Regions from separate parts of the Homo sapiens genome. Here region 1 is linked to region 2. The links are chromatin loops, found by intact Hi-C in ENCODE. Cell type or tissue: ascending aorta. All regions are shown on one strand. Links, peaks and the distances in the headings refer to the core of each region. The heading gives the core; the rest is flanking DNA. Region 1 overlaps CD200 (CD200 molecule). Region 2 overlaps LOC124909408 (a long non-coding RNA gene).

Region 1 (11,514 bases), core at 3,515-11,514, 50 kb after region 2:
AGTTTTGCAATTATGTGGTAAGTAGCATAACTCCAGAAATTATGAGGCACCTGCGCAGATGGGTGACCTCCCACCTGCATCCAGTTCAAGCCATGAGCAGGAATAGTCTGGTCATAGAGGAAGAAGTGATGCTGCCAGAGGTGTGAAGAGAGTATCATTTCAACTTGATTGTCTGCAATAGTGTATCCTCTGATAAATCATTGGTGGTCAAGAGAGTCACACCAACTGGTAAGAGAAACTATTGGAAACCTCTGTGCTATGTATCCTGGCCACACTTATTTTTTTTCTAAATCCAAAAGTATATTCTGTTTGCTTACCCAAACTGCATCAGTACACGGACTTTCTGTCAGCTCTTTCCTACTATGATACTTCTCAAGAGAATGGTTGTATACTCATTTTAACACCCATGCTTTGATGAATGATTGAGTGCAGAGTGTTTGGCATTCTGTTTTCATTGATAGAAGTCTATAGTAATGGAATTCAAGGTTGTTGAGAAAAAATTTTATTTGGAAACCAGATGAAAATGTGGCAGAGTTGAATATATTGTGAAAAAAAAGGAGATACTAGTGTTCTTGCTTAGCAAAGTAAGATATGAGTATTTTTTAAACTTTGGATTATAAGATTTTCAAACATACACCAAAATAAAGAGGAGAATATAAAGGCATCAATTTCAACAACGATCGATGTATGCCAATTTTATTCCCTATCATCCATACCCAAAATATCATAGCATTACATCTGTAATTATGTAGAATCAAAATATAAATTGAATTATAATAAACATATTTCTGGCTGGGCACAGTGGCTCACACCTGTAATCCCAGCACTTTGGGAGGCCGAGGCAGGTGGATCACTTGAGGTCAGGAGTTCAAGACCAGCCTGGCCGACATGGCAAAACCCCGTCTCTACTGAAAATACAAAAATTAGCTGGGTGTGGTGGCACACGCCTGTAATCCCGACTACTCGGAAGGCTGAGGCAGGAGAATCACTTGAACCTGGGAGACAGAGGTTTCAGTGAGCCAAGATCGTGCCACTGCACTGCAGCCTGGGCAACAAGAGTGAGGCTCTGTAAGAAAGGGAAAGAAAGAAAGAAAAAGAAAGAAAGAAAGAGAAAAAAGAAAAAAGAAGGAAAGGAAAGAAGGAAGAGAAAGAAGAAAACAACAAATAACATATTTCTGAATTTCATTTTCTATTCATGATAGTACTTCATGAATTTCCACAAGTCATTTCTAAATAATACATGCAGGTAGATTTATTTCGTCCTTTATTAAATATTTAATTTCTTCAGAACCAGGATTTTTAGTAGTGTCTTCCTCTGCAAATACCTCTCAGGACCCAGTACAGTGAGATGCCTAAAATGGTGCTTGATAAATGCTATCTATTGTGAGACACATGCTGTTGTTCTGATCAACATAACTGCTACTGGCAGAAACACATAATCTAATGATGAGAAATGCAGTGTCACTTTCTAATGAAAACCACTCATTAAAACATAAAGTTTATGACAAGAAAATTATATATTTATTTGGTATAAAATTATCACAACCTTCACCTAATAATATCAGCACCTCTATTCCATCTCTTGGTTAAATAAATGAAACAAAAATGGTGATCCAATCATGTAAAGTTACTTGTTTTCTTTCTTTTCATCTTTTCACCACTGTTGAAATGTTCTCTCCAATATATTTAGCTTTTGAAACTTCATGAGAGTGAATGGAAATTCATTCAAATCTGGCTTTGTAATGAGTGGTTCATGGTTTTTGGTTTGTTATTTTTAACCTGACGTATCTGGAAACGTTCCCCTCCCCAGACTTGTTTATTGGCTCTCCTGCTCTCTCTCCTCAAGATCCAAAGCTAAAAAACATGCTGTTGAAAACAAAACAACTCTAGCCAAGGGAAATCTATGCAATGGAAAAGGGATTCTCCAGAATAAAGTGTAACCTCAAAACTGTGCATATTATCTCTCAAACAGGATGAGTACCTTCTCACTGCCAAAGTAGTTGGAGGGACATCAAACACCAGTGATGGGAACACTGAACCTCACATAAGGTAAAGCGATTCAGGAAAGTTTTGGTAAGCTCTCAGGTCCTGAATATAGATATATAAACTTAGGAAATGGTTTTCTCTGCTGAGCGGTTTCCTCAGGAGATTGGTTCCAGGACCTCCATGGATACCTAAATCTGCAGATGCTCAAGTTCCTAATATAAAAGGGCATAGTATATTCATATCACCTATGCACATTTTCCCACATACTTTAAATCATCTCTAGATTACTTATAAACCTATTACAATGTAAATATTATACAAATAGTTGTTATACTGTATTGTTTTTAAATTTGTATTATTTTTATTCTTGTTTTTTTTTTCAGATATTTTTTATCCGTGATTGGTTGACTCCACAAATGTGGAACCCACAGATAGGGAGGGCTGAATGTATTTGCAATATTGTCTCTGATTTATTAGAAAATAAACTAACATGTATACAAGTTACTGAGCTAAACACAACCAGATCCAGAATCATGTGGTAATTGAAATGCTTCACCTGAGCAGCTGGGCTTCAGTGCCTCTGTAACTGCACTGGAACATAAAAGCTACTCCTAGAAACACACAACTCTCTCTCTTTTTGAGTTTCAAATTTCTGAGATAAGTGTCCCACTATCTAGACTAATATGAGTCCGGTTAAAAGTATTAAAGTATCTTTGGGGTATCTATGGAGTGTTTTTCAGGGGAAAAGTCATATGAGCCATGCAGGTACCTGCAGAAAGAACATTCCAGGCAGAGAGAAGAGGAAATGCCAAGGCTCTGAGATGGAAACATGTCTGAAATGTTGGTGAAATAGCCGGCAGACTAGTGATCAGGAGAGAGAGTAGGAGGTGACTTCAGAGATTATCAGTGAGCCCATTGTCTAGAGCCTTATAGCCCACGTAAAGACTTTGGCTTGTATTCTAGGTGAGATGGGAAGCACTTGGAAATTTTAGGCAGGAGAATTATGTGATTTGACTTGACATATTTTAGAACAGTTATGTTTCGAATAGACTGAAAGAGGAAGAACACGGAAGCATGAAGATTAATTAGAAAGCAATAACAATGATCTAGGAAACAAATAATAATGGTTTGGGTCAGGTGTAAGAATGGAGGTAGGAGCTGGATTCTGAATATAAGTACAGAACAAATAGGTTACGCTGGCAAGTAAGATTGAGATAAATCACTGCAGGGTGGGCAGAAAAGAGAGTTCACTAGACAGGAAGCTGGGATTTCTGAGTTGGAGTTTTGGCCAAAAACACATTTACAATGCTACTGGAAGAAAGTCGCTGAAAAGTATGAAAGTCACTGAAAAGTATGAAGTCACTGAAAAGTATGATTTTTCACACCTACAAAAATGGGGTTAATTACCTTCAGGACCTCACAAGACAAATGATTATGACATCTGTGTAAATGTTGGTTTGCTTGGATTGAGTCACTGCTCTATGTGACTTTGTGCAAGTGAATTATTAGCCTGAGCAACTGTGGAGGGAAGGATGAAATCAAATCTGGAATATTTTGAGAACAAACAAAAAATAAAAATATCACCGCTGTGAAGAAATAATTTAAGAAGCTTTATTTTAAAAGGCAAAGGCCGAGCAAAGTCACTCACCTCTTTAATCCCAGACAGGAGGATTTCTTGAAGCCAGGAATTTGAGACAAGCCTGGGCATCATAGTGAGACCTTATCTCAACAAAAAATAAAAAGTTAGCTAGGCATGGTGATGTGTGCCTGTAGTCCTAGCTACTCAGGAGTATGAGGCAGGAGGATCGCTTGAACCCAGGATTTCAAGGCTGCAGTGAGCTATGATGGCACCACTGCACTCCAGCCTGGGTGACACAGTGAGACCCTGTCTCTACAACAAAAATTAAATAAAATACTCTTTCTGAGCTCAGAATAGCCATAGAAGAAAGTTCAAAAAAATTATTTTAATCAAAGCCTTATGATTCCTAGTAGTAATATGGATTTTGTACTCTTTGAACCTAGATTTATGAATTGTTATCAAGGCACGGATTGAGGAATACAAACCAAAAAGAAAACATAAAATGACAAAAAAACCCCTTCATTTGCAGTTTCAGTTTCAGTTAAACACAACAGTCTTCTTCTGTTTTCTCCTCTCTCTAAGCAGGTTTGCACTACTCTGGAATTTTTCTGAATTTTTACTAAGAAGAGAAATACATGACTGAGTTATTCTAAGGGACTCAAAAGTTTACAACTTTCCCAATCTGCTTAAATATGCAAAGCCCAAGCTACCTCTTTCTAATTCACAAATACAAAAAAGCACCCATAGTTGAAAGTTTAGGATAAGTATGGAAGGGTTGGTGAGCAGCCAGCCAGGGTGAGAGGGCAGGAGACATAGAGGAGAAAGCAAGGCTGTGGTGTTCCACATGGAGCCACCTTCTCAGCAGAGAGGCATGCTCTCAATTACCCTTTCCTTCTCCCCTTTATTTCTCTATAACCTCCCAAGTCTTCCCCATAAAACATACCTATCCTAAGTCCAAGTATCTCAACATCCTGAAAAGTAACTGAAAAGCCATTTAATAAGCCAATTTAAATTGAATTATTAACAATAGATAAAAATTAGTCTTTGAGCTTTCTCTGCATTTTGAGGAGGAGCTCCCAGTAATACAATGGCCTAAAGTCCTGGTTAAAAGGTGAAATGCTTAGGTACCATGAAGATAGATGTTTAGCAAGGAGTTCCTTTGAGAAAGACTCATGAAATCTTCCCATAAGGTGGTTTTCTTCTTTGCCAATACTTTAAAACAGTAGTCTTTAGCATTGTCCCTAAGACCATCTCAGGGGGTCCACATAATCAAAAAATTATTGTCATGATAACACCAATAAATTATTTGACTTTTTCACTCTCATTCTCTAATAAATGTGCTCTGAAGTCTTCCAGAAGCTATATGATGTTTGATGTTGGCATCACTCTGATGGCTAATAGGATATATGGTTACACATTTTTGTATTTAAATTTTATCAGTTTTAATTTCAAATATGATAAATATCAACAGATATAATTCACATTACAGAAAAAGCTCTTTGGGATCCTCAATGATGTTTTCAAATGCATAAAGGGGTCCTAAGACCAAAATGTTTAAGAACTGTTGCATTAAGTCATCCTGCCTGATCTAGTACCAATTTAGCAGAGATACTAGAAATACAGCAAAATACAAGGGGTTGGTTCCCACTAAATTCAAAACTATGTGAGCTAATCTGTCTGCAAAGGTTGGTATCTAAAAGCAAAATCAAAAGAACACATATAAAGAAGTGCTGCAGAACTGACAGGGTCATGTCAAAAGGACATAGGCACCAACTCAAAGGAGCTCACACCGGCCAGACATCTGATTTGTGTTTTTGTGATTAGTCAGAAACACCAGCTTATCTTTTTTTTTTTTTTTTTTTTTTTGAGACCGAGTCTCGCTCTGTTGCCCAGGCTGGAGTGCAGTGGCGCTATCTCGGCTCACTGCAAGCTCCGCCTCCTGGGTTCACGCCATTCTCCTGCCTCAGCCTCCCGAGTAGCTGGGACTATAGGCGCCCGGCTAATTTTTTGTATTTTTAGTAGAGACGGGGTTTCACCGTGTTAGCCAGGATGGTCTCGATCTCCTGACCTCGAGATCCGCCCGCCTCGGCCTCCCAAAGTACTGGGATTGCAGGCTTGAGCCACCGCGCCCAGCCCAGCTCATCTTTTAGGAGGGGAAAGATAGAGAGGAGGGGAGGGTTTTACATATGATGGGAAAAGACAAGGATTATCATTCATTTCCACATTTCCCAAGAGAATATCATAAGCCAAATATTTGGAGTCAACACTTTTAATTGTTCAATATTTTACTACAAATATAAGAAACAATACAGAATTAAATAACACATGAAAATCTTGCTATATATATATATAAATATCCAATTTAACAGCGAAAACAACTTACACTTTAATTCCTAGGCCACTGGATAGACACAGACAAAGCAGAAGATACTGAAAAAGCAACTAATTATGGTTATTAAAGATTCAACATCATTCCACTAGCTGGAACAATATCTTTAGAACAAAGGGATTGTATGCTCATATTTGCCTCCTCTGCTATTGGGAAAAGTTAACGCATGGAAAAAGAAGCCAGCAGAGACAAAGCATATGAATTGGCTGACTGCTATACAGGAAATCTCCTAAACATCTGTTTTCATAATGTATTTTCATTATATGAGGCTGAATTTAGAATGACGTAAAATAGGGCTGGGTCATGTTATAAGACAAATGGACAGGGAGGGCATGCTTCTCAAAAAATGTGAGCTATTGTCTAAGACTAACAATATTTATCTAGCTATAAAAATAAGTTAAATGAATAAGTTAAGATTGCCAATGTTACTTCACAATAAATTCAGTCCTATTTGTGTTGGAGTAAATCTCATAGAAGCACATGAAGAACAGCAGTGAAACCAAGGATTCTAGCAAGGCCAGCTATTAGCAAAGCAGTAAGCAGGAACTGGACTAGATACCAAATGATGGGGAAACAGACTCATAGACCTAAGAACATAGGAAGAAGAGATGTAACATCAACAGAAAGGCAAAAGGTAAGCTCTCTGTATTCTTTCTTCTCTCTCTCTTTCAATTCTTCCCCCTTTGCTTATTCCCTTTTTTTTTCTGGAATTACATTTTAAATTAAGTTTTAGAGCTATGTGGTAAATTATTTGGTCCAATTCCTTTATACTTTGGATGAGGTAAAGTGACTAACAGAGGTCCCCACCAGTAGGAGCCCAAGTCAGTCTGTGAGCTCAGTGCTCCTGATACTAACTAAGTCCAGTGCCCTTTCAACCACATAACATGGCATTGCTTTACAAAATCAAGTCCTACAACAGACCTGAGAGGTAAACTGACTTCCTCTTGGGATTCAAACACTGAGTAGCTCAGATGGCAGTAAAAAGTCGTGGGATCCTTAAGGCTTTCGCTCCCACCTCTTTTGCTCTTTCAGGTCCTTTGGAGAATGGCCCCTTTTCCTCCTGCTTTTCTCTTGTGTCAAATTCAAGTAGACCAGGGAATCACTTTCAGGGTGCTGTGTGACTTATTTAGGGCTCTGGATAAAAGAAAAACAAGGTATTAACTTTGGACACTTGTAAATTCTATCATAATACATTTTAAGAAGATAAATAATAGAGAGATTAAGAAACACAGAGTTATTCTAGTGTATATTCATTGGCAAAGATAAAGAAGTAGACATTTCTGACCCAGTATGGTGTGAGGGGACTATGACTCTTTACAAGAACAAAAGTAGGCTGGATGCAGTGGCTTGTGGCTGTAAGCCCAGTGTTTTAGGAGGCCGAGGCGGGAGGATCATTTGAGCCCAGAAGTTCAAGACCAGTCTGGGCAACATAGTAAGACCTTGTCTCTACAAAAAATAAAAATAAAAAAAAAAATAGCTGGACATGGTGGCATGCACCTGTAGTCCCAGCTACTCAGGAGGCTGAGGCGTGAGGATAACTTGAGCTCAGGAGATTGGGGCTGCAGTGAGCTATGATCTCACCACCGCACTCCAGCCCCAGGCAATATAGCAAGACACTATCTCTAAAAACAACAAAACAACAACAACCAAAAACAAAAACAAAACTGAAGCAAAAATAAAAGGGCATACGTAATCCTAGGAAATAATGGTTTAGAAAATCACCTAAGACTACAAGTAAAGGAATATGTTCAAAAATTCCAAATGATCAAAATGTATTCTATTTGTAAGCTTTGTTTCTGATGGATAATAACTCACTGGATGTCAGGGTAGAAATGGTCACGAAGTAGAGGCCTTTCCAAGGGCTAGTGGCTTTCTGGCACATACTGGGAGCCTGGAAACCTCTCAAGGCACATAGACGATGAAGTAAAAGACTTGGAATTTTATCTTGGCACCACCTCTCACTCTCTGTGTAATCTTAGGTAATTGTTTACCAGAACCTGCAAAGTTCTGCACATTTTAGATCCTGCCCAATATTTCTAACATCAGATATCAATGGACCATGGAAAGACCATCTTCTCCCAACATGGCTCAATATTTTTCAATTTCAATAGTAAAAACGAATTACTAGAAAAATGACATAAAATAACATAATTCATTTTTAAATTATCAGATTTAACAGATATAAAATTACTGTCAAATTCTTATCATAGAGTGTAAGCATTTTTTCTCAGTTATGTACTTATTTTACTTCAGACTAGTAAAGAACACTTCTTGGATGGGCAACCATCCTCAGACCATATTGGGAGTAACACTGCTCTAAAATATATACATATATATATATATTTTTTTTAGATGAAGTCTCACTGTGTCAACCAAGCTAGAGTGCAGTGGCGCAATCTCTGCTCCCTGTAACCTCCACCTCCTAGGTTCAAGTGATTCTCCTGCCTCAGCCTCCTGAGTAGCTGGGAGTACAGGCACATGCCACTATGCCCGGCTAATTTTCATATTTTCAGTAGAGATGGGGTTTCACTATGTTGGCCAGGCTGGTCTTGAACTCCTGACCTCAGGTGATCTGCCTGCCTCAGCCTCCCAAAGTGCTGGGATTACAGACATGTGCCACCGCACCCTGTAAAATATTAATGACTTTTCTGCCTTAGAGCTTTCACATTTGCAATTAATTTGCTAAAAACCACTCTTCCCTTGTCTCCTCCATGGCTGGATTATTCTCTCCTTGAAGGTCTCTGATTAAAAGTCACCACCTCAGCGAAGCCTTCCCTAACAAAATCCAAGTAACTGGTATCCTTTTCAAGTTATCCTCTTTCATTGCATGCTATATTTTATATTATTCTATATTATTTCCTTGTGCTAAAATCTCGTGTTTTAATAGTATCCTTATTTGTTGATTCACTTGTCATTTCTCTGCTGTCCCCCTAACCTGTCATCTCCATTAAAATGACAAGGTCCTGTTTTGTTCATTATAGTATAATAACCAGTGCTAATTACAATGCCAAGCATATTAAAAATTATTAATAAATACTTATAAAATGAATGAATTGAACTTCTGTGAATTTGGTTTTATCACCTATCAGATGGAAATACTTTCCTTATCAATTGCTATGAGAATTAAATGTAATAACTTCCAGGTCTAGTCCTTTTGTCTCATGAACATCCATTTAAATATTTAAGAACACCCTCCATGCCCTCCTTTCATCCCCACTTACAAAGTTTTATCTTCTGAAATCTAAGTGCTGTTTTCCCTGAGTGGTGAGACTATGCATTTTGAACTATCAATTACCAATAACAGAATTTATAATTCTTATATGACCTAACTACTGACTGGAATCCAGAATAATAATCTAAATGATAGCATGGTTTCCTTTAAAGATCACTAGTATACATTTTTGTTGTTGTTGTTTGTCTGTTTTTTTTAAAAAAAGCTCTTAAATTAAGCCTGACTTTGAATGGTTGATTACTTGATTCTGCATCTGGTCTGAAGAAGTTTTTCCTTTCTCTAAAATAAAGTTTCTATATATCTTTCTCCCTCCATCGCCTCAAAGGCCATGCTTTACTCACAGCCCTTGCCAGAGCAAAACCTTTTAGGATTCTTCTAAACTCTAGAATACCTAAGGACTACCTGAAGTACCGGTTAATTTGCAAAAACACAGGACACTTGTAGAGAATGTGATTCTTTGTCTTTTTGTGTGGTTCAGGAATATACTTTCGTTTTGTTTCTCTCTTTCTTTCTCTCTCTTTCTTTCCTCTCACTTTTCTTTCTTTCTCTCTTTTGTTTCTTGTTGGATTGGGTAATCTATGAAGCAAGGTATGAGGGAACAAAAATAGTAAGATAAGTTTAAAACATATGGAATAGAGAGTGAAGAAGTTGTTTAGTGCAGAGAAGACAGAACAGCCAAGTTGTGGTAAGGACAGGAGAAACTAGATGCAAAACTCATGAATCAGTGCTGATGGGGAACCTAGGGCAGCTTTGGATCTACAAGCACCTTCAGGTAGCCGCTCTTCCTGACATGCGGCAGTTTAGTTTCCTGGAAATCCATTTATACACATCCTTACAGGAACTGCCCTCCCTCTACCCTTGACTCGCACTAGCTTCAGTGAGTAATTTTTCTTCCCATACTCCTACAAAAAAAATGTCTAAGCAAAACAGTTTCTCTTCTTCAAAAAGAGATACAACTGCACTAGCAGGAAATCAGTTTTCGGCATCACAAGTTCATCTAGGCATCACAAGTTCATTTCAGTATACGCACGTTTTTAGAATGCACATTTTCTGATTCTGTCTCCCCAGTGGGTCCCCACAAATTTCTCCCAAGACTGCTACTGAAATGACTTATATAGCAGGTCCTCCAACAACATCCTTTCATTCCACAACATGTTGTTATAATGTTGATGAGAAAAACAACAGATTCCCATCCAGGACCACTGTGTGGGAGTTAGCACATCCTCCCCAAGTCTGCATGGGTTTTCTCTGGATACTCTGGTTCCCCCCACATCCCAAACACGTACTGCATGTTATGTAAATTGGCATGTCCAAATGGTCCCAGTCTGAGTAACTGTGTGTGTGTGCGTGTGCGTGTGTGTGCGCGTGTGTGAATGCCCCCTGCTCTGGGATGACGTCCTGTCTGGTGTCAGTGTCTGCCTTGCATCCTGAGCTGCATAGGCTCTGGCCACCCATACCCTTGAACTGAAATCATTGAGTGAATAATTATCTCACTTGTTTTTGTTACTGTTTCTTAAATGTATGCATAACTCACATTTATTTCAATGTTTAATATTAGAAATGTTTTGGTCTTTATTAAAAGTTTGGTGATGTTTTTGTGACTAGAAATATGCCATAGGAACTTAAGTCTTGTTTCTATCATTTAGCCTGTGGTAAAATTGGTTCTGTTACATGCCGTTTTGCTTAAACTCGCAGTTTCCAAGAACCTATTGATGACATTAAGACTTACTGTATGAGTTCTTCTCCCTTCCAAATACGCATGCCCATGTGTCCAAACAGATTCAGATAACCTGAAATCTTCCTCAAAGCTGTCCTAACTGCTACAATTCCTGTTTGTCCCTCCATTTACCTCTCTAAACTCGTCCTTCCTTGAACATTTGTACAATTCATGAAAATATACTTCGATAAAACGAAAAAGGACCTTAGATTTAGTAATTACAAAAATGAACATCTGTTACAAACTTAGTCTGCCGCATTGGTGTGCTAGAGCTTTATTGGCTCACGCTGATGGTTAAATTGTTAGTAGCTTGAAATTTGCTATGGTGGGAACATTTACTTCACGGAAGTTGGCGACAGCTACAAATAAACACTCCGCCCCTCTCCTCCCAGGCCAGTGTTCCAGCGTATCATTCGTTTTAGGTACTTTTCTTTTTCTTTCTTTCTTTCTTTCTTTTTTTTTTTTTTTTGAGACAGTCTCGCTCTGTCCCCCAGGCTGGAGTGCAGTGGCGCGATCTCTGCTCACTGCAAGCTCCGCTTTCCGGGTTCACGCCATTCTCCTGCCTCAGCCTCCCGAGTAGCTGGGACTACAGGCGCCCACCATCACGCCCG
Region 2 (11,523 bases), core at 1,765-9,764:
AACTTGAAGCTGGTTGGTCAGAAGTTACAGAGGCCCAGACTGGTGTGGTGGGGGAAGGGCATGGGGACTGAGCCCTCAACTTGGGGGATATGACACTATCTTTGGGTAGCGTCGAACGGAATTAACAGCTGATGTCTGCTGCTTGGTGTGTGGGGAAAAGAATCCCACACAAATGGTCACAGAAGTCTTCTGTGTTGATGACTATTGTGGTGTGAGAGTAGAGGAAAAATATGATTAAAGAGTTTTCTCTACACAGCCCCAAAGATAGGAAATCAGTATATCAGAGAGATATCTACACTCCACTGTTTTTTGCAGCAGTATTCATAATAGCCAAGATTTGGAAGCAACCTAAGTGTCCACCAACAGATGAATGGATAAAGAAATGTATATATACACAGGGGGCACTACTCAGCCATTAAAAAAATGAGATCGTGTCATTTGTAACCACATGGATGAAATTGGAGGTCATCATGTGAAGTGAAATAAGCCAGACACAAAGAGACAAATTTCTCATGTTCTCACTTATTTGTGGGAGCTAAAAATTAAAACAATTGAACTCATAGAGATAGAGAGGGTAGAAGGATAGTTACCAGAGGCTGGGAAGAATGAGGGGGGATTGTGGGAGGGAAGTGAGGATAGTTAATACATACAAAATAATAATTAGAAAGAATGAATAAGACCTAATATTTGATAACACAACAGGGTGACTATAGTCAATAATAGTTTAATTATACATTTTAAAATAACGAAAAGAGTATAATAGGTTGTAACACAAAGGATAAATGTTCAAGTGATGGATACCCCATTTTCCCATGTAATTATTATGCATTGCATGCATTTATCAAAATATTTCATGTACCCCATAAGTATATACACTTACTATATACCCATGAAAATTAAAAGTTAAAAAAGAAAACCAGCTGACACAGCTCTAGAGAAAAAACATTTCTTGCAACGATATCATTCTATGCAAAGGTCCACAGGTAGAAAAGAGCATAGCAATTCAGGAACCAAAAAGAAAACCAGTGTGGCCAAAGTGTCATGACAAGGAGATGAATGATATTCAATGTTGTTGAAGAGGTAAGTAGGGGGCTGCTGATGAGAAAGTAAACAGTTTGTGGGTTTGTTTCTTTTCTTTGAGATGGATTCTTGGTCTGTCGCCAGGCTGGAGTGCAGTGGCACAATCTCGACTCACCGCAACCTCCGCCTCCTGGCTTCAAGCGATTCTTCTGCCTCAGCCTCCCGAGTAGCCGGGACTACAGGAGTGTGCCACCATGCCCAGCTAATTTTTGTATTTTTAGTAGAGATGGGGTTTCACCATGTTGGCCATGATGATCTCGATCTCTTGACCTCGTGATCCACCTGCCTTGGCCTCCCAAAGTGCTGGGATTACAGGTGTGAGCCACCACGCCCAGCCTGTGTTTTATTTAAAGAGATGAAAAGGTGTTAGAGAGGAATACTACTTTACCTTCTTCATTTTTCCATAGAAGGAAGAACATTTCTATTTTGTTTTCTCAAAGAGAAGAGAGTTAGAGTAACAATTCCAGATTCTGTATGACTTATCTAATTGAAGAATTCTGGATAAGAAACTGAGATCACAATACTATTTTTCAATATTCTGGTAGACCATGGTGTTTCTAGGTACCAACAAGACATTGATATTCTTTTGATATAATAACATTAAGATTAAAAAAAACCATTAACATCTTTAGATGTCTTAATATACTACACCAAAATGTTTAATAAGACATTTGATTTATTATAAAACATTCTTCTATACTTCCAAAATTCCTCTAAACAAACACAACAAAAGTCAATTGACCATACAAATGGTATCATAAACATAAAAATTCTTACTCTGGTTTAAAAACTTTCTAAACAAGAGAAATATGAACATGACAAAGTTGAAATTAATTCAGATGTTAATCAGTTTCTAGAAAATAAAGGAACTAAAAACATTTTCTTTGAAAAACACACACACACTATGGCTTGCTCTCAATGTAATTACTGAAAAAAATAAAAGCTTTCAAAAAGATCTTCTCAAACTTCTCTAGCAAGAAGGTGAATTAACCAGAGGAAAATATTAAAATAGCTTATAAATGTCTTATTTCCCCAAAAAGAGTTTTTGATAGTTGCTTTTTTTTGACAAAAAATCACTACATACATGGGTTTCAGCAAAATGGCAGAATGAGAGGGCCCCAGTCCAAGACCCTTCACAGAAATTCTCTAGTCTTCTTACAGAGTTAGTAACTATTCATAGACAAGAATGCCTTTGTAAGAAGTCTAGATCACTGGGATAAAATTGCAGCACCCAGTAGAGCATAGAAACAGAAAAGCTATATTAAAAGAGGTAAGAGGAATGATTTCACTTTGGCCCGTGTTGCCCCTCCAGCAAGCCAGCACAGAGCCATGCCAAGAAAGATCCCCTTGGCCTATAACTTCTCCAGTGGGAGAGAAGGAGACTGAGGTGGCTGTTCAATTTCCCCAGCATATCAGAGACATACAGAAGAGCCCCAAATCAGTTTCACTTCACATGGAATACTCGGGGGATTGGCCTGGATAGACTGACAGGAGAGAGTTATGAACAAAGAAAAAGAGTTGTGGGAATTTCAGCAGCAGTATGCAGATCTTTGTGGAGTCTCCATATTTCCACCAGTTGCCTTACCCAAACAGGCAGCCTCGCCCAACCAGAGTCCACTCATCCAGCCCTGCCTAAGTGTGAAGGTCCTCCAACTGGCCCTACCCAATGATGGAGCACACTCAGTGGCTCTACCTGACCAGAGAGTCCAGACAGTAGCCCTCTCATACCAGGGAGCCCAGCCAGCAGCCCTGCCGGATCAGGGGGCACTTCCAGCACCCTGCTCAATCAGGGAGCATGACCAGCAGCCCCAACTGAATGCAGAGCCTAGCTAGAAGCCCTGCTCACCTGAATGCAGAGCCCAGAGAGCAGCCCTGTCAGACCACAGAGCCCAGCCAGATGTCCCTTCTTACTGTAGAGTTCCACCAGTGTCCCTGTCTAACTACAGGGCTCTTCCAACTGGTCCCACCTGACTTTGGAGCCCAGCCACTGACCTTGTCTGACTGTAGAAATCCCCCTAGATAGCCATACTCAACTTCGGACATTCCCCCAACTAGCCCCAACTGACCATGGTGCCCAGCCAGCTGATTCTGCCAGGTAGCAGAGCACAATCAGTGGGCACCACTCAGCCACAGAGCACTGGCAGTGGGTCCTGCTTGACCAGGGACCCTGGTGGCACAGCATGCCTGATCCTATATGCTACCAGCTGGCTTAGCCAAAACTCCACGCTGAACTATGTGGAAAAGGTCTGACCCTGACAAAACCAATCTACAAAGTCTAAAGAAGTAATCACTTCCTCAAGTGTACAGTACAGTTGCAGGATACAAAATCAACATACAAAAATTAGCAGCATTTCTATTTACAAACAACAAACAATGAAAAAAGGAAAGAACACAATCTCATTTACAATTAGCAACAGAAAAAATAAAATACACAGGAATAAACTTAACCAAAATGGTGAAAGACACGTCCACTGAAAATTATAATATGTTGACAAAGGAAATGAAAGAGGAAACACATAAATTGAAAGACATCTATGTTCGTGGTATGGAAGGATTAATATTGTTAAAATGTTTATAACACCCAAAGTTATCTACAGAGTCAATGCCATCTCTATCAAAATTCCAAGGGCATTTTTCGATATGAGTGCCAAGAATACAAAATTGGGAAAGGCTCGTTTCTTTAATAAATGGTGTTGGTAAAACTACATCCACATCTGAAAAAAATGAAGTTGGACCCTTATCTTTCATCATACACAAAAATCAACTCAAAACGAATCAAAGTTCTGACTATGAGATCTGAAACCACAGAACTGCTAGAAGAAAACAGAGAGCAAAAGCTTCTAGATGTTGACCTCGGCAATTGTTTCTTAGATATGACATCAAAAGCACAGGCAACACAGCAGAAATAGACAAACAGAACTACATAAAATGAAAAAGCTGCATGACAAATGAAACAATCAACAGAGTGAAAAGTAACCTATAGAATGAGAGAAAATATTTGCAAGTTATGTATGTGATACGGGGCTACTTTAAAAAAATATATAAGCAGTTTCTAAAACTCAATAGCACAAACCAAATAATCTGTGTAAAAAAATGGGCAAAGGACTTGAATAGAGAAACATTTCTCTAGAAAAGACATACTTCGATGGAGGAATTAATATTGTTAAAATGTTCATAACACCCATATATCATGTACCATAATAATATGTAAATAAAAGGAGAAACTGGATGCAGGATATATAAGAACACTGTACAGTCTTCTCAATTTATCTGTAAATCTAAAACTGTTCTAAAAGATGAAGGCTATTTTAAAAATAATTCTGTAAAATTTTTAAAATTGACCATTTTAAAATTGATCATTGACATGTGATCCATTGACATGTGACCAACCCTTTTTTGATAATCAAATATTTCAATATTATGTTTTTACAATTAAATTTATTTTATGTAGTGTTTAGTTTTTTAAATAATTGCTCTATTAAATTTTATCTGATATTATTTTATATAAAATTAAATATGCTTAACTATAATTGTTAAACAGTAATTGTTTTATAAGGTGACTTAGACATGTCTGGAGCCTGAGGAAAAGAAGCCAGTAGAGAGACTGCTATAAAACCCAGGAAAAGGAATAAGGGGAACAGAGACACATGGGGACTAGGAGTGAGCTGTCGAAAGGAGAAGGGCCATCCTCAGAATCGAGGGAAAGAAGAGAGGATAGGAGAAGAAGAGAAAAATGTGATTGTGCCTATGCTTGAATGTGTCTACCATGGCATGTCCTCCTGCTTTGGGGACATAAACGTCTTGCTCTGCATTCCTTTGTGAGAATGGCAGTAACAGAGGAAATGTCACTGTGCCCCAGGAATAGCTTCAGAAGGCTCTAGAATTAGATCCCGAGGCATGAGGTCATCATATGCTTGGAAGTTCCAGTGAGTTGAAGTATTTGAAATACAGCACTGATTCTGTGGGCACTGCTGCCTGGCTTAGGCATTGCAAAGAGACTGAAGCATGTGGGGATTAGTTTAATACCCCAAAACTTTGCAGCTTTGGGAGCAGCAGGACACAGCAGCACTTTAGATAGGAAGGCGCTCTTCTCATAGTCAGTATTGGCAAACATGGTCATGTGGAGGTATTTATTACAGGTGGATCTCAGGCATGAGATATATCAACCTCAAAGAATACCTGGGAAACCTTCTAGATATGCTTCAAGAAATTAGAAGAAATCTTGACTGGGGGTCAGGGAGGCAGGGTCTGACCAAGTTCCAAGTCAGGCATGGGGAGATGAACAATTGGCAAAATTTAGATTATCAAGGTTAATGTTACCATGTTTTTACCCACAGGTTCATGAGATTAGAGGCCCTTTAGACAACATGAATTTCAGCTAGTTATTTTTAGCTGTTCATTCCTAAAATCAAAATCACCCTTCAGCATTTGTTACAGACACTTAAATCCTAAATTAGAAACAAGAATACAATTGGCCAGGCGCGGTGGCTCACCCCTGTAATCCCAGCACTTTGGGAAGCCGAGGCGGGTGGATCACGAGGTCAGGAGATCGAGACCATCCTGGCTAACATGGTGAAACCCTGTCTCTACTAAAAAATTAGCCGGGCGCGGTGGCGGGCGCCTGTAGTCCCAGCTACTCGGGAGGCTGAGGCAGGAGAATGACGTGAACCCAGGAGGCCAAGCTTGCAGTGAGCTGAGATCACACCACTGCACTCCAGCCTGGGGGACAGAGTGAGAATCCATCAAAAAAAAGAAACAAGAATACAATAGCACAATTCATGTGACAACCACATGTAGGTTTAGTGATGTTTGTTCTCTGTGAAGCTAAGCTATCTCAGCTAGGTGGTTGAGGACATTTGTACTGTCTGGACTAGGCAGAGGTGAATATGATTGAATGTGTAAGACAGTGCCAATTATGTACCATATATAGCTGTGTGTGTTTCCTTCTGTCTAAAATATCAACCTATGCTTGCCTTTAATCTCATCCTCAATTGCAATGCTCAAAACCCCTCCTAGTGTCATTATATTGTCAAAAAATACTCTGAATCACAGGTTTAGAGAGATAAAAATTCTAACTTCTCTTAAAGAAACAACGTCTGAAAATCTTTTCATTTGTGTTGTTCCACATGAAATGACTTTAAGTGTTGAATGTGCACATTATTCCTACATTCTGAGACTTAGATTTATAGCTTATGAGTTGTCCTTCTAAAGGTATACTCTTCATATGCCAGTGACTCCCCAGCTTATACAGCAGTTATGCCTTATTGGTGAGGGATGCGTTCAAAGACTCCTTGTGGATGCCTGAAACCTGTTACCAAACCCCATATATCTCTAGTGCACATCTAAATCTGTGTTTAGACGAACAGAACCAGCTTTGTACCCGATTATCTTCACCAAGATGTCTGACTTACGTAAATCTCAAACTTGTCGTATTTAACACAAAGTTCTTAATTTCCTTCCTTTTTCAAGCCCACTTCTGCTGTGTTTTCTGTTTAAGTAAATAACACTCATCCATTTAGTTATGTCAAAAACCTAGGAATTATCCATGACTTCTCTCTTACTCTTTCTGCACTTTAAATGCATCAGCTAGTACTGTCTTCAAGAATGTATCCTTTTTACCCAGTCCTCGCCATCTCCTTTACTATCCCCCTTGCCCAAGCCACTATACTTTCATCCTGCTGTGGAAGCAGTTTTCCAACCCTCCTTACTCTCCTTTTGACCACTTAATATACATTCTTCACTAGCCAGAACAATCTTTGAAAAATGTAACCTACCATATGTCACTCCCCATTTGAAATGTTCCTATTGGGATTTTAAGATGATATTAAATACTCATTTTCTCAGCTCTCAAGTCTGGATTCAATTGAGAGGCAGACAGATTTGGGCAAATGAGATAAAATATTTGTTTTGTATTGATAAATGGTTGGATTGGCAGATATTGCCTTGTATTGAGTATGGTCGTAAAGACATCACTAATATTTAACTTATCTACCTATTTATTTTCCCTCACTTTGAAGTGTGGTTAGAATTTGGAGGAAGCAATTTCATGAAGGTAGAAATAAGATTGCCCTCATAAAATATGTTATGTCCTCATAAAATAAATATTTATATATTATATATAAAATATATAAATTTATTATCTGATCCTTCCCAAGAGAGATTCCGCACCTCTGGTTGCCCTTAGGCTTAATCATTAAGCCAGAACCATAAAGAGAACAAAAAACATTACCTGTGCCCAACGTTTTATGGCCTTTGTCACTCCTCAAGTAGTCTCTCCAAAGGAGGAATGTCTGACGTGGTAAGTAAGTTTGAGAGGAAACTGGATTTTGTTGGATCCACCCCTTCTGAAGTCTCTTGTTGTCTTCCTCCCTCAAGAGATGTCTGCCCTATTTTCCACTTGTTTGGAAACTATCTCCCCTGTCTGGTGTCCTTGCAGCTGTGCATCTGTCAGTCTGTGCTGGTAAGCTTTCTCCCTCAAAAACCGACTTGATGTGCTTCTCTGTTCTTATAATATCTGGCTCATATACCTGCATTTCACTAACCTAACCTATATATTATATATAATTTTGTTGTTTATATGTTCATCTTTTATACCTCACTGAGTTCCTTGAGGGTAGGAACAGTGAGTTGTATTTTTTTTTGTTTTTTTGTTTTCTTTTTTTTTTTTTGACTCCATGTTCTCAGAACTCTGGCACAGAGTAAATACAAAATATTTCTTCTTCCTTTCTTCCTTCCCTCCTTCTCTCTCTCGTTCTCTCCCTCTCTCTTTCTCTCTTTATTTCCTTTGTCTATCTTTTAAATCACCAAAACAATACTTTGTATGCAGTAGGTATTTTCCTGCCTAGTACATACCCAAGTATTTTTCAATATCGTTGCAAAGTAATTAGTCTTAGAATTCCCACCTAGATTTTTAGAGGGATTTAAGTCTGATAGTGTTGTCTATATAATGTGAAACAATGTTATTTTACTCAACTGTAATGTAATATCAACAGTTTGTTATATGTATCTGTTTGCACACTTTATGGACACCTCATATTTTGAGATATCTGCCATATCTCAAATGTTGTAAAACCTATCTTAAGTACTAAACAAATGACTGATACAAGCATGTTTTATCTCGATATCTGAACACTCCTCATTACTTATAATCTATATCACCAACATTAATTTTCTGTCTCTCATTTGTTCATGCTTGTTTACATTTGGTAATAGCTGGACAAGTATTAACCAGGTTGGAAGTTATGTTTAAGATGGTGAACTGATTAAGCAATAAGTAAATGTATGAGCCTATATAACTAAAAAATCTGAATATTTAGCTTTTGGAGCAGCTGGATGAGAAGCTTATATATATCTGTTATCAGGACCTAGACAATTTTTCTTTAGGTCCTACTTTTGTTTTCTTTAGGTCTACTTTTGTTCACCTCTAATTAGGATCCATTCTTAGTTATGCTCTGTCCTTGTAGTTGCAAGATGACTGCAGCAGCTCTAGAACACTTATCTTTAAAACTCCACACCCAGGAGAAAAGGGAAAGTCCTTGTCTCAGAAAGTTCTAAGAAAGTCTTAGAATAGAATCTCACAGATCTTGATTTCACAGACTTGGATCCTGTGTCCATTCTGGAATCAAACTGTGGCCAGAACAAATAGCGATTAATAAAATGTATTGTTAGAATGAGGATTTGGCCAAAAGTGCACTCCCAGAGCCAGGTATGAAATCAACTTTATACATATAGAAAGGTAGGAGAAGGGAATCCCCCAAAACAAAATCAGAGTTCTGTAACCACAAGATGAGATCTTGATTACAGGTGGTAAACCCAACAAATGTTCATTATAGATGTCCTGATACATTGTATGGTCTCGGTAGTACATATGAAATTCACTTTGGGGAATTCACAGAAAGAGGCAGCCTTTCTCAGGAGAATTAAACTGATGTTTGGAAAGATGCCCATATGAGGGAAGAGAGAGACCTCTCATATTATTTTATATTGTTTTATACTCAGTACCTGTTTTAAGAAAAAACAACAAGGAAGTAAAACCAAAGACAGGCAGCCCGGCGTCAGGCCCAAAACCAGGCCTGGGCCTGCCTGGCCTAAACCCAGTAGTTAAAAATCAACTCATAACTTACAAACCGATGTTATTCATAGATTCCAGACATTGTGTGGAAGAACACTGTGAAACTCCCTGCCCTGTTCTGTTTCTCTCTGACCACCGGGGCATGCAGCCCCTGTCACTGCCTGCTTGCTCAAATCAGTCACGACCCTTTCATGTAAAACCTTTAGTGTTGTGAGCCCTTAAAAGAGACAGAAATTGTGCATTTGGGGAGCTCGGATTTTAAGGCAGTAGCTTGCCAATGCTCCCAGCTGAATAAAGCCCTTCTTTCTACAACTCGGTGTCTGAGATGTTTTGTCTGCGGCTTGTCCTGCTACACATAGACTGCTGATTAGGAAAGACCATCCATATTAAAAGGGCATTAACAGGTAAAGAAAACATTGGTTTCCCATATGAATCAAAAACAATAATAATAAAAGCAGATGCCTCAACTATCAGCCATTGATCCATCACTGAGCTGTCTCTTAAGAGTGCCATCTCCTGGGTGACAGCAACAGGACTCATTTATTTAATTTGATAATTGTTAATGAAGTTAATAATACTGTATTGTAAATTTGAAATTTAATAAGAGAGCAGACCTTTGTTTTTACCACATACACAAAAGGTAACTATGTGAGGTGAGGGATGTGTTAACTAACTTAATTTTGGCAATAATTTCACAATGCATATGTACATCAAAGCATCATACTATACAACTTAAATATGTACAATTTTATTTGTCTATTATACCTCAGTAAAGTGGGAAAAAGTATTAGTTAAACAGTATTATGAAAGCCTGAAGGCCTTCTATGTTGTAGTTGGCACTCTGTTAGGTGCTAGGAAAAGACATATTTTTTTAAAGGATAACCCTAGGAGCCAAACATAGGATAATGATACTAGTGCCCAAAGAGACCGGCTCCATCAAAGACAAAGCTCAGAAGATGCCTTGAGGCTAAAAGAATTGCTGTCCTTGGCCAGGTGCAGTGGTTCACACCTGTAATCTCAGCACTTTGGGGGGCCAAGGTGGGTGGATCACCTGAGGTCTGGAGCTCAAGACGAGCCTGGGCAACATGAAACCCATCTCTACTAAAAATACAAAAAATTAGCCAGGTGTGGTGGCACATGCCTGTAATCCTAACTACTCAGGAGACTGAGGCAGGAGAATCGCTTGAACCTGGGAGACAGAGGTTGCAGTGAGCCGAGATCATGCCCCTGCACTCCAGCCTGAGCAACAGAGTAAGACTCCATCTCAGAAAAAAAAAAAAAAAAAAAAGAATTGCTGCCCTTAAAGGTGAAGCGAGTCTCTTGTAGAGCTGATCACCTGGCATTTTGAGCTCTTTCAGAGGTCATAGACCTCTGGAGAGAGAAACTGAGACACGTAAGAGGGTGGAAACGACTCAGTGGTGACACACTGAGGAGTCCTGCCCACAAGCAGCACACACTGATGCATCACCCAAAAACCCTAGGCCACAGCTCAGTTCCTCCTTTTAAGAAAATAAATAAATAAATAAATATATACATAAAACCAGGAAACAATCTAAGAATGAGGAGAAAACAAGGAGAATGACCCACTTTTGTGCACTCCATAGGTTTTACGGCACCTTTACTTGCCAGAGTAAAATGGAAGTAATACAGTCTTTGTGCACATTTAGATTAAGGAAAAAGAGCCCTAAGGTGGACCTGTAAACTATAGAGTTCCCAGGTCCCCTTTTTCTGTATTTTCTTTTCTGCCTGCTTTAAATCTGCTGTTATGTTTCTGCTGAGATAAAAACCACTGTTTGGATCTAACAGGTTTTGTTTGTTTGTTTTTTGCGAGCTGGCAAATTTGTATTTATCTCATGGCTAAAGTACTGAAGTAAAAGCTGTAGAAGCTGTGTGTGTGTGTGTGTGTGTGTGTGTCTGTATATGTGTGTTTGTATATATTTGAAGGCCTTTATAATAGACTTCTATAATGTTATGTTCAATCGGCAATTAAATCCATTTTAATTTCCCTCCAGCTCACCAGGCTTTCTCTTCTTACACTCTTTTTTTTTTGAGTCAGAGTCTCACTCTGTTGCCCAGGCTGGAGTGCAGTGGTGCCATCTCAGCTCACTGAAATCTCTGCCTCCTGGGTTCAAGCGATTCTCTTGCCTCAGCCTCTCGAGTAGCTGGGATTACAAGCGCACCAGCACACCTGGCTAATTTTTGTACTTTTAGTGGAGACAGGGTTTCACCATGTTGACCAGGCTGGTCTCAAACTCCTGACCTCAAGTGATCCAACTGCCTCGGCCTCCCACAGTGCTGGGATTACAGGAGTTTGCTGGCCCACTGGGCCCTCTTCATACCTTATGATGTAAATTTTGTTATCTGATTTTCAC

What was found. A loop is a pair of places that touch in the nucleus more often than their neighbours do. Peaks named below come from ENCODE experiments on the same cell type or tissue, not always from the same donor. Only the 100,000 strongest peaks of a DNase experiment are listed, where the experiment ranks them.
Region 1: a loop joins it to region 2, with 2.6 times the contacts of the local background. A loop is called at or near these places in 5 of 110 quality-filtered maps.

What each region holds. Positions count from the first base shown.
Region 1 is chr3:112,357,117-112,368,630 of GRCh38, reverse strand. CD200 (CD200 molecule) reads right to left here. Exons shown (of 6, transcript NM_005944.7): 6 at 5,819-7,088. The coding sequence ends at 7,081. Among named protein-coding and RNA genes, the nearest start is that of CD200, 30 kb to the right of the region's middle. RefSeq lists an enhancer at 9,800-9,869. In ascending aorta, for the core only: no CTCF peak of the experiment used is centred there; DNase peaks (open chromatin) are centred at 7,830, 9,990 and 10,551; H3K4me3 peaks cover 1,429 bases; H3K27ac peaks cover 7,831 bases.
Region 2 is chr3:112,405,091-112,416,613 of GRCh38, reverse strand. LOC124909408 (a long non-coding RNA gene) reads right to left here. Exons shown (of 2, transcript XR_007096004.1): 2 at 709-1,416. Among named protein-coding and RNA genes, the nearest start is that of CD200, 78 kb to the right of the region's middle. RefSeq lists enhancers at 2,488-2,988, 9,811-10,333. In ascending aorta, for the core only: no CTCF peak of the experiment used is centred there; DNase peaks (open chromatin) are centred at 4,973 and 5,599; H3K27ac peaks cover 5,939 bases.